Linked DNA regions of Homo sapiens: region 1 is linked to region 2. Evidence: read pairs that join two places in POLR2A ChIA-PET (ENCODE). Cell type or tissue: MCF 10A. All regions are shown on one strand. Each heading gives the region's core, and the rest is flanking DNA. Links, peaks and the distances in the headings are about the cores only.

Region 1 (5,398 bases), core at 337-5,336, 580 kb after region 2:
TGATAAATAAAGAAAAAAATTGAAAACTTACAACTTTGGTCTTAGATACTGCATTTTTGAAATTCCAAGTAAGCCAACATTCTCTGAGACATCAAGGTTTTTGTAACTTTTAGTAAAGTACTAAAACTGGTAGTGTTATTTTTTTACTTTCATTCAATCAGCATTTAAAATTCACAATTTCAGAAAAAAATGGTTAATTTATTCCACTATTTCTTCTATTAGAAGTGGTAATTTTATATTTGTCATTAGAGATTTCATTTTGAGAATCTTTTGAGTTATCCTACTGGAGGAATACAAACCATTAAGAAAAGATATACATTTCAACATCTTATTCAATGTAAAACATCGTAAGTATTTTGTTACCATTTTCATAGTAAAATGAAACTCAAGAAGTTGCTTAGTGTTTACCTGATATAATCTGTATTGAGTTTAGATAACTAAACTAATATAGCTCCAAGTTTCAGGCTTTTGTTTATACAGCATAAGTATGCAGTTAATGCAAACTACAGGCTTACAGCTTATCTGCAAAACCTGAGCTTTTACTTTAGTTCTGTATATTAACATAATTCCGCATACCTTCACTCTGAGTACAGAAGTAAACATTCTTGCATCTTCAGATACACCTCCGATGTAGAATTTTTTCTGAAACACTGGGGGATGATTATTTTCATCCTGAATCTCAATGTATACTTTAGCTGTATTGCCTGGAGGACAAGAAACGATGCATTTTTTATTGGTGGTTATTCATGGGGGAAAAAATGCACTGAAGTAAATATTTGCTGCACTTTTTTTTGGAAACATTGAAAATAAATCAAAAGCCATTTCTAGATGCCATGCCTAGCACCCCCAAATTCAGGGGACACTGATAATGATGCTTCTGGTATAAAAATGTTAAGTTGCTGTTATTTCTTTTAATTACAATGTCCTGGTAGTTCACTTTACTTGATTTAATTTGGCACTAAAATACTGCACCCTGTTAATTTTAATGAAACAACTCTACTGTTCACGTTCACAAACACTTCACACACAATACCAGTTATACCAAAGGGACACAAATATATAAACCCCTTATGAAATAGTAGAAACTGCCATAAACTATTATATGAATATATATTTATTCTTAAGTATAAAATCAGCAATGGCATTTCTTTAGCTTAAAATTGTACAATAACTTTTATGTTTTAAGACTAAAAGTAACAGTGTTCGGGTGAGGTGTTTATTTCCACAAATGGAAAACAAGTTTTATCATGCCTTGGAAACTGTCAATGTTAGAGGCTAACATTCATTGAAAACAATGGAGCTGAAGATATGATTATGACTCATAAATGCTGCATTTTACCATTTAAATAACAGTAAATGTACCATAAATGATATGTCATCATCAAATGTTAGAACCTCCCTCAAATCATCACACCTTTAATGAGAAATGTGGTACTTGTCACTAGTCCAATAATGACCTTTTAAAAAACAATTTAATATGTATAAAAATAACTTATAAACCAAATAAAATGGGAAATAAGTGGCTATTCATTTTGTAAAAAAATAGTCAAATAAGTATTGCTAATGTATTACATAAGTCGACTTTTCTGATTCATTTCAGTTATGAACAAACGGCAATTAACGTACATACTATTTATCAAGGATGCCCTTATTTTGGTGTTTTACCTGTGTTTAATGCCTCCTGTACAATTTTAAGTAATTAACACCAGCCTACTTGCAGGATACATCATGGGTATACATTTGTATTTGTTGAATAAATTAATGAATGAATAGCTTGTATTAGTAAGAACTTAGAAATAGTCTTTTTTTTTTTTTTGCTTGCCCTTGGAAAGGTCAGACAGAACAGTGAGTTAACCTCAAGATTTTGCTCCTATCCTGCTGCTACTCATTCAGCTTTTCTCTGTTTGTCATCTGTGACCTGGAAGAGGTAGAATCAAGAGGAAAATCATGCTAGCGCAACAGATTAGAGAACCAACAGCGAAATAGGGCTAATAGCAGATTATGCTTCTCTATCCTGCAGTGCCAGGGCTCTGACTTGTACCTTAGTCAGCCACCACAAATCAGAATTCACCCAAAATGAAATCATTTTTAGTTCAGTAGCAGACCACTTTTATCTCTAGAATAAAAAATGCGAACAGCTCTAAATTTAAAAATAAAAAGGAATTTTAGAATATGTCACCTTTCCAATAACTTCTTTGCACTTTCATTCAGAAACATATACAATTCAAATGTGCTATTTCTTTTCAGAACTCTTAGAGTGACAGAGGTCTCGGAAAAATACTGATGACGTATATTTTCTTCTTTAAATGGGATGAGTCATTTAAAATGTTATACAATTTGCAAAGAACAAGAACTTTGTCATGACCTGTTCCCTTACCTCCCAACCCTAACTTCATATCTGGATGGTAACCAAATCCTACATGTCAGCCTCATAAGCAGGTAAATCATCACCTAATAAATATATCTTGTGTCATTTTTCTCTCAACTCCACAGCTGCCCATATACTTAAGTCTGTTGTTGTCTCACCTGAGTGACTAAACGTCATCTGCTCCCCTGTCGTGTCTTTCTAATGTGTCCTGCATTCTGATATAACAAAGACATCACAAAATACAAATAGGATACATTAAATCAAATGTTAAACCAACCACCATTCATATGTACATTTTTTTCTTTTTCTTGTTTTTTGAGATGGAGTCTCCCTCTGTCGCCCAGGCTGGAGTGCAGTGGCACGATCTCGGCTCACTGTAAGCTCCACCTCCCGAGTTCATGCCATTCTCCTGCCTCAGCGTCCCTAATGGCTGTGACTACAGGCATGCGCCACCATGGCTGGCTAATTTTTTGTGTTTTTTTAGTAGAGACGGGATTTCTCCATATTGGTGAGGCTTGTCTCGAACTCCTGACCTCAGGTGATTCACCCACCTCGGCCTCCCAAAGTTCTGGGATTACAGGCATGAGCCACCATGCCTGGCCGACAATTCTTAAAAATACCATGTGTATATTCATATCCATACTTATATGTATACTTTGTGCATATAAGTTTAAGATTCAAATACCAAATTGTTCCTATGAAAGCTCCTTTGATTCAGTGGCCTGTATCAGATATTAAGTGGTTTGTGGGAAAAGGCCTATGGATAACCCAAAATATGATTATATAACCTGAACATAATGGGGAGAGATGATTATACTTAATTATAATATTTTAATTAAATGATATTTATTTATATGAAAACTAATGACTATACAATACAAAATTCCAGAATACTTCACAACCAGCACACAAACAAAATCTCAAGAACATTGTTTAGACTTAAAAGAACTTATACATTTATTTATTTTAAAAAGCCACGATCATTTAGTTCTTTTCACAAAAGAGAAACAGTTATAATGCGATTTATAACAATACTGTATCATGAATTTTGAAATTTATGATGTTAGCTATATAGCTAATTATGTAGGATAGTTTGTAATAGTCAACTAAAAATAAATATAAAGTTGTGAAAAAGGTGTTTTCATTAAGTTTGTGACTTAGATGTTAGAATAAAAAAAATTGTTAACTTTTATTTTCCATAATGTAAAATAGACTAGTCTTCCTTTTTTTTTGCTTCTCCCTGATAACTTTAGGCAGTTGTTATGTATCCCTCCTTTGAAATGCTATAGTGCACTAAAAATGTTTCTTTCTATAAATAACCTTTCCAGAGCTTGGTTTACATTGCATTTAGTTATAAGCATGATTTTATTCTTATTAGATTTCAATATTCTTAAAGATGGAAATTGTATCTCCTACATCTATCAGTACTATAATGCCTCAGTTTGTAGGTAATTTTTCCGCTCAGATATTATTGTAACAAAATTTCTTAATTTTTGTTGAACAAAAAAGTTGATATTCAATTAATTTGTTAGCTTTCTTTGATTATAATCATGAGATTATGATTAACTGAAACAAAAAGTTAACTCTTAGAAGGATATGAGGGAGCTCACTAAATCAAAGTGAAGTAAGTCCAAAGAAGGCTTTTGGTACCACAAAATAATCAGGAAGTTGTAGAGCCTTTAAAGCAGCAGATGTTTGATTTTCTTGCAGATGAAATAACAGCAAACTCTCTTCTTTTATGTTATTTTACCCCACCCCTTATTCCTCTTTTTTTTTTTTTAAAGAAACAAACCAAAAAACAACCCACTAGGCTTAAGAATCATACCCTGGGGACACATTACCTGACTGTCCTAGTTTGGGTCATGTGCTTGCTCCTTGTCTCGGGAAGGAGAAGTCACCAGATTATCCACTTGAGAAGTCACTGGGACAATTATAAGAAATTGTAGTGTGTCTACTTAAAGAATGTAAAATAAATGTTGGCCAGTAAGAAAAGGAAAAGCAAATAAGTATACACCTATAGTTAAATCACTAGAACAGCGTTCTTTTTGACTTTTTTATTCATGTGTATACAATGTACATGACATCATCAATTTCCTTGGCTCACGTGCTTCCCCACTAAGGATTGTACCATGTTCTTCCACCAAATTTGGATATTGATTATTTCAAGGCAGAAGCTTGGAAGCAACTCTGATTTAAATTCTTTTAAGATAGCCTGCTTTTTATCTCCTTGAGTACTTACAAAAACTTTTTTTCCATGTTGTATCCTTTATTTAATGTAGACATCAAACACATAACAAAAGAAAGATACTAGAAAGAGAAAGGAAAGCACAGATAGAAAAATAATGTTAAGGGAACAACGTGCGTGCCTAATATCCTAGTATTCCCCTCCAGTCTCCCTTCTGGCTCATCTAAACAATGCAAGTATTGGAAAGAGAACCACAAACAGTGAAAGAAATTACAAAGTAGGCAAAAAAGTTATTTGGAAAGTGTTTTGGTTAAGAGACATTATAATTTTTCTGTGTGCTTTGGGGCACCCTGCCTTATTTTTCTTCCATTATTAACTTTTTTCTCCAATTTTCTATGGGACAATCTTTTCTTTGGCTAGAACTTTTGGCTTTAGTAAGCCAGAAGTTTTAAAAATGACTCCTGAGGTAAGAAAATGTGAGATACCTTCTTGCAATGTTTTAAAGAAAGAGAAAATAATACTTTTATGTAGTCAAGCTCAGGGGAAAATGTAAGTCTTAGTATAGTTACCTCCTTGAATAGCACTTCTGTTCTATTTTAGACATTTAAACATGGTAGAAGGAGTTCAGAAGAGTGATTTTAAATACCCATTAACCTCAACTTGACTCTATGATTTTTAAGACCAAATTTAGTTTGATTTTTCCCTTCCCTTACTTTTAATAATCAAGACTGTGATGCTAGTTTTTTCTTTTTAGGAAGGCCCTATTATCCTCAAGATGAATCCATTTCATTTATCCACATGACTAATCTAGTGCCTACACTGCACTGGATTTTCAAAGAAAGCCT
Region 2 (5,398 bases), core at 223-5,222:
AACCAGAAATGCATTTTCTATTCTGTCTTTTTCAAAACCTTGTTTGAAATTTTTCCTTAGAAAGTATACCTGATTACATTAATGGAAAAAATAAAAAGAAAAAACAAAGACAAAACAAACTAACAAATTATCCGTATACTTGGAATTATGTATCATGGGCGTTATAAATTTTATGTTATTTAGTACAATGAATTGTAATGCTGTCTGAAGTAATTCACAGCATCAAGACAGGGACCATGAATTAGTATAATTCTTTCCCATTGATTCTTTCCCATTCCTACCCACTACACTATGTATACATTGAGAAAATAATGGTGAAGCCATAAAATATTAAAACATTTGGCCTGGCGTGAAGTGCACACAGAAGCTAGCTATTAGAATGGTGTAGTGTAAAGATTATTTAAATGCCTATCTGTAGCCAAATACCCCCTTTGTAAAATTATTGCCTTCACCTCTTGAGTGTTCAGATGACTATAAAAATACATGCAGACATCACACTGGGGAAAACACTATTATGTAGTATAGATTCAGGGAAGATAAAAATGAAGAGGAAGAAGGAAAAAGGGAAGAAGAGGCAGAAGCAGTAGCAAAAAACATTTAATTCAAATCTGTGAAATTTTATTTAAAGCCAAGTACAGTGACGGTGATTGCAAGAAAAGTGACATTTTACTTTCAATAAAGACAACATTTTACCACTGAAAACTCCTCAGTTTTAACTCTACCCTGAGGGTAAAATAGAAGAAAGAAACTTTGGTTGAAATCTAGATTTGGTGCTTACTTGCTCTGTGACTTTCCTTAGGTTATGTAACCTTCCTGAGCCGCAGGTTTGTTGGTCTGTTTTTCCCCATGTAAATTGAAGAGAATATAGGCTACCTCACAGATGTTCTGGCGCAACTAAATGAGAGAGCATATGTAAAACACCTAGCAAATCCGTGGACATCAATAAATACTTATTTCTTCCAATAAAAGTTTTAAATAGATGTTCAGTTCAGACAGCAATTACTCTAGTTTGTCTTCCTTGAAAACATGGGCCACTGTTTTGTGTTTACTGTTAGTATGTTTTAAACACTTGAACAGTTCTTCCCCGCATATTTTCAAACCAGAATCAGACTTTCTTGCAGATTCATGGAGGATAAAACACAAACAAAAATACATTTAAATGTGTGTCAGCCAACTTTTTAACTCTATCAGTGTTAACGTAGTCTACACTGTTATATCCTTTCTCCTAACTCTATTTATCTAATTGAAATAAGATTTTGGGCTGTTCTCTTTTTAGCAAAGTGAGAGTATTGGATCAAGCTCTCTGATTAAAAAAATATGTATTTCTGGGAGTGTATCTGACCCATTTCCAAGTGTTCTAAGAAACTTATCTGGAGAAAGAAAGGCTTCCTAGTTCTCAGTCCCACCAGGATCCCAAAGATCCACATAATTCTTGAGGACTCATATTAACAGTTTTCTTAATGTCTGATGCAGCAAGATATTAAGTATTCCCTAAAAATTCCCACAGCAGGCAGCCTTCGAAGCATTGCATTGAGCAGGTCGGGGTAGTATGCCATAATCAATGACTTCCAAATTCAAGCAGAAAACTATTGTTAACTGACACAGCCACTTTAGTAATTAAATTGTTGGAGCCTTATGACATTTAATTTTGGCATTCCAATGAGATAGAACAAACTTGATACAGATACATCCCCTTTCATTTCTAATTTGATAAGAAGGCAGACTAAGACATATTTTCTAAAAAACATTATTAGAGTAGCTTTGAATTTTAAAATAATCTCACTGTATTAAAATTTTCCTGCATTAATTATTATCTGGTAAGTGCTTGTATGGAATCATAAACATATATTTTAAAGATGATTGCTTAGTCTATTTTATTTCCTTTTAATTGTGCACATTATTCAGGCTTTCCTGGATGGTTGTGATTTAATATTTCAAAATGGCACAACACAGCATGACTATTTATCTAAGAGTTTCAAGTAGTCATTGACATTCAATGCAACACCCTGAATGTGGGAGCACTTCCATATAAGTTGCATAAAAAAATAAGATTATCCTTGAACCTCATCATGGGGACTTAATTAGAAAGTTAGGTACAATTATAATAAAAAACTGTCACCCGAAAATCAAAACAAAATAAACTACTAAAGTTAACTTGTAGAATTAGCTAATTAATACATTAAGAATTATCTGTAAATAGTGCAAAAAAAAAGCATGGAAATAAATATTCTAATAGTTGGACTCTTTAGCAGAAGTTTAGTAGAATAGGGACAATGCAGAAAGACTCTAACATTAGAGCAATGTCGCTAGGTTCACAAAGAATTTGATATTAGAGACCATTTTATATCATTTCTCTAATTTGTTTATACAAATTTTAATTAATATGCATAGATATATAGATATTTAAATAATATATATAATAATACATAATAGTATAATTTATATATATTTCAATTAATAAGTTGATTTTATTAATTTGCTGTACACAGTTCTTTAACATACCAAGCTTGTAGTACAGTGAGAGGTTAGGGTTAACTTGTCTGAAACTAATGCCAACAAGCTGGACTCCTGTAGTGGGAACTGACCTTCTACAAATCTCCATGCAAATTTGCTATGGATGAGTGCTTAGGTTATCAATCCTAGTGGTCAGCTGAGATAGACAGGTTCATAGTTTGTCAGAGTGGTAAAAGCCAGGCTTAATCCCTAGCCCATTCACACTATGGGGCGGGGGAGCTGTCTCCTCCTCCACTACAGACACTGAAAAGATGAATTATTTCTGGATCACATAATGGTTGAATTTTTAGAATGTTATTAACCATATACAGGGCCTTGGCTTCCCTAATCATAAAATTCTAAACTCTATTTTATGTGGCCTACTTTTTTTGGAATCCAATCTTCAAAACTGCTAGATCTTGGTCCACTGTCCCAGAAAATGAGAAACAACAAGATAAACAGGTACCTGCTCTTCCTTCCATGAATTGCCCATACACACACACGCACACAAAAATCCTACTCTAAAATTAATATTATAATTAGTTCTTATTTGCTTAATCTCCAGTATTTCTCAAGAAGATTTTTTTTGTGATTGTCATGAAGTCTTGAGTCAAAGAAGTCACACAGGTGATCCTAGTATTTCATCTGTATCTACCTCTACATTGATACCCATATATGTTATAGCATGTATCTCTTATATTTTTATCAATGTAAGTGTATGTCTTCTTATAAGTCTCTACGTCAATTTCCATACCATCTTTATTTGCATGAGAATATAGGCCCTACTTAGTGAATTTCATGAGTCTTATCACATAATATTGTTAACCCACCCTTTCACACAATGTCCCTTATAGAGGTTTTTGCAAAAATAATTTCTAACTTGAGGTGGTGCTTATTATACTGTGAGTTGATTCTCTTTACTCTTACGTGCAATACGTAAGTCCTGGGTCTTTGGGTCAGCTCATTAAAGCACTCTTTGTTTTCTCAAAATGTTACACTCAAATTGTCTCTCACAGAAAAAAATAGTATTGAAAATTGTAAAATGCCCATCAGAGCTTTAGTACTTCTATTTTCATTGATGTGTCTTTATAAACATATATTATCTTTTTTAGATATAAAAGTTACATCCAATTATCTTCCTTTGACCAGAATTGATAGTAATGGAAAAATGGATTCTGTGCATCTCAAAAAAAAAAAAAAAAAAAAACCTAGATGAGGAAATCAGGCCAAGGTCAAAAATTTATAAAGAGGGAAAGTGGACAAAATCTAGTTAACTGTCACAGGGAGTTGGGGGAGTTATTTTTTAAAAGGCACAAGAAATAAGAGTAATGTTTTTTCAACTTGTTCATATACTCTGCCTTGTAACAACCCCTGTCATCTCACTTTTTTACTTGGACTTCTTTAATTTTGAATCTTTACTGAACTCAGTGCAAACATGACCCATATGTCAATAATGCTGTATGTTTTAGACTGGATAGAAGGAGCTCTGATTATTGTATAATGTTATTAGCGATAATGTATATTTGTGTTGTACTTTAGCCTTTCTAAAACTTTAATTTTCATTATTGTATTATCATCATCTTCAAGAAATACATTGACTATGAATTCTTATCCCCTTTTAAAGATATTAAAAACTAGGTTTAGCAATGATAAAAGGCAGACAACGTATTGTGTCTTATTTTTCCAGTCCTTAGACAGTTATAATGGATCCAGGCTTTGAATAACATTTATGTCTAGATGATAAGTTACAGTTCAGAGGTCAAATTTTATTTCACAAGAATAAATGTGGTGTATGTTGCTGTGAAATAACATGAATTTTTTGGAAATGTACTTATTTCACGAATTACAAGTTTTATAGTGTTCCATTTGGTTAAGAGAACTGATTAAATCGAGGACTATAGAAATGTATTTTAATGGAACACTTTATTCTAATGTTTTGGCTGTTTCTATTTGCTTACAAATGGCATTTCTGAAATGATAATTAATATTTTAAAAATCTTTTGAAAATAGAAACATGATTAAAACCTCTACTTTGGCCATGAGATTTTATCATTTTCATATATGTGTGTATATGGATGTATATATACATGCACATATACATGTACACACATTTTAATTCTATATAACAAATATACTGGGTAAGAAATTTAGCTATTCATGTTCTCATGCACTTTTTCTGCCTGCTATTTTACCGCTTCTGGAAATCATGTAATATATTACAGTAAAACACAACTGTGTCCTGTCCTAAGAACTTTTCTTCTTTGCTAACTTACTTTTAGATAATTACTTATGACGTCTGAGTACTTCAGCTATAAGTTCTGTTTTTCAGGAGACACTTTTGATTCTTGTTTTGTCTTTGGAAGGGGCCTGCAATCTGGGAGGTGTAAACTGAGGCTACATTCTTCTGTACTTTGTTGATAAGGAGCTCTAAAGGATTTCTACTAAGCTTCATAAAATTGAAACATTAGTTAAACCGAACAAACAACTTTTAACTGCCACATGGTGACAATCCATTTTTTAAAAAGGGACAACATAGCTATTTGAATACCTTAAAAAAAAAAAGAGAGAGAAAAACTACAGGCATACTTTGAAACCTGTAAAGGTATGATGGCCCAGCAATTATTGTGAAGATTTTAAAGCTATTGACACTTTTCCCGAAATGGATATTGGATAAGAAACAGAGTTTTCAAGTAGCATATTCTTTAATGTATTTTCATTTTCTTCTTCACTGAGAATTAACAAAGTACTTTGATGTATATCCTCAAGGCTTGTTGATTGTAATAGGAGAATAAATATTTTGAAGAGTGAGGAACAACTAAAAATTTCTGATTTGTCATACACTAAAAAAAAGTTTTTAAAAATAATGACAACAAATTTTAAAATCATTTTCATATTTAAAATTGCC

The links. ChIA-PET counts read pairs that join two places held together with the same protein. Peaks named below come from ENCODE experiments on the same cell type or tissue, not always from the same donor. Only the 100,000 strongest peaks of a DNase experiment are listed, where the experiment ranks them.
Region 1: POLR2A ChIA-PET joins it to region 2 with 5 read pairs; 3 of 35 experiments call an interaction of 5 or more read pairs at or near these places.

What each region holds. Positions count from the first base shown.
Region 1 is chr10:53,902,667-53,908,064 of GRCh38, forward strand. PCDH15 (protocadherin related 15) reads right to left here. Exons shown (of 38, transcript NM_001384140.1): 26 at 577-704. Among named protein-coding and RNA genes, the nearest start is that of MIR548F1, 700 kb to the right of the region's middle. In MCF 10A, for the core only: no CTCF peak of the experiment used is centred there; a DNase peak (open chromatin) is centred at 2,335.
Region 2 is chr10:53,318,544-53,323,941 of GRCh38, forward strand. No RefSeq gene overlaps it. Among named protein-coding and RNA genes, the nearest start is that of LINC02672, 290 kb to the left of the region's middle. In MCF 10A, for the core only: no CTCF peak of the experiment used is centred there; no DNase peak of the experiment used is centred there.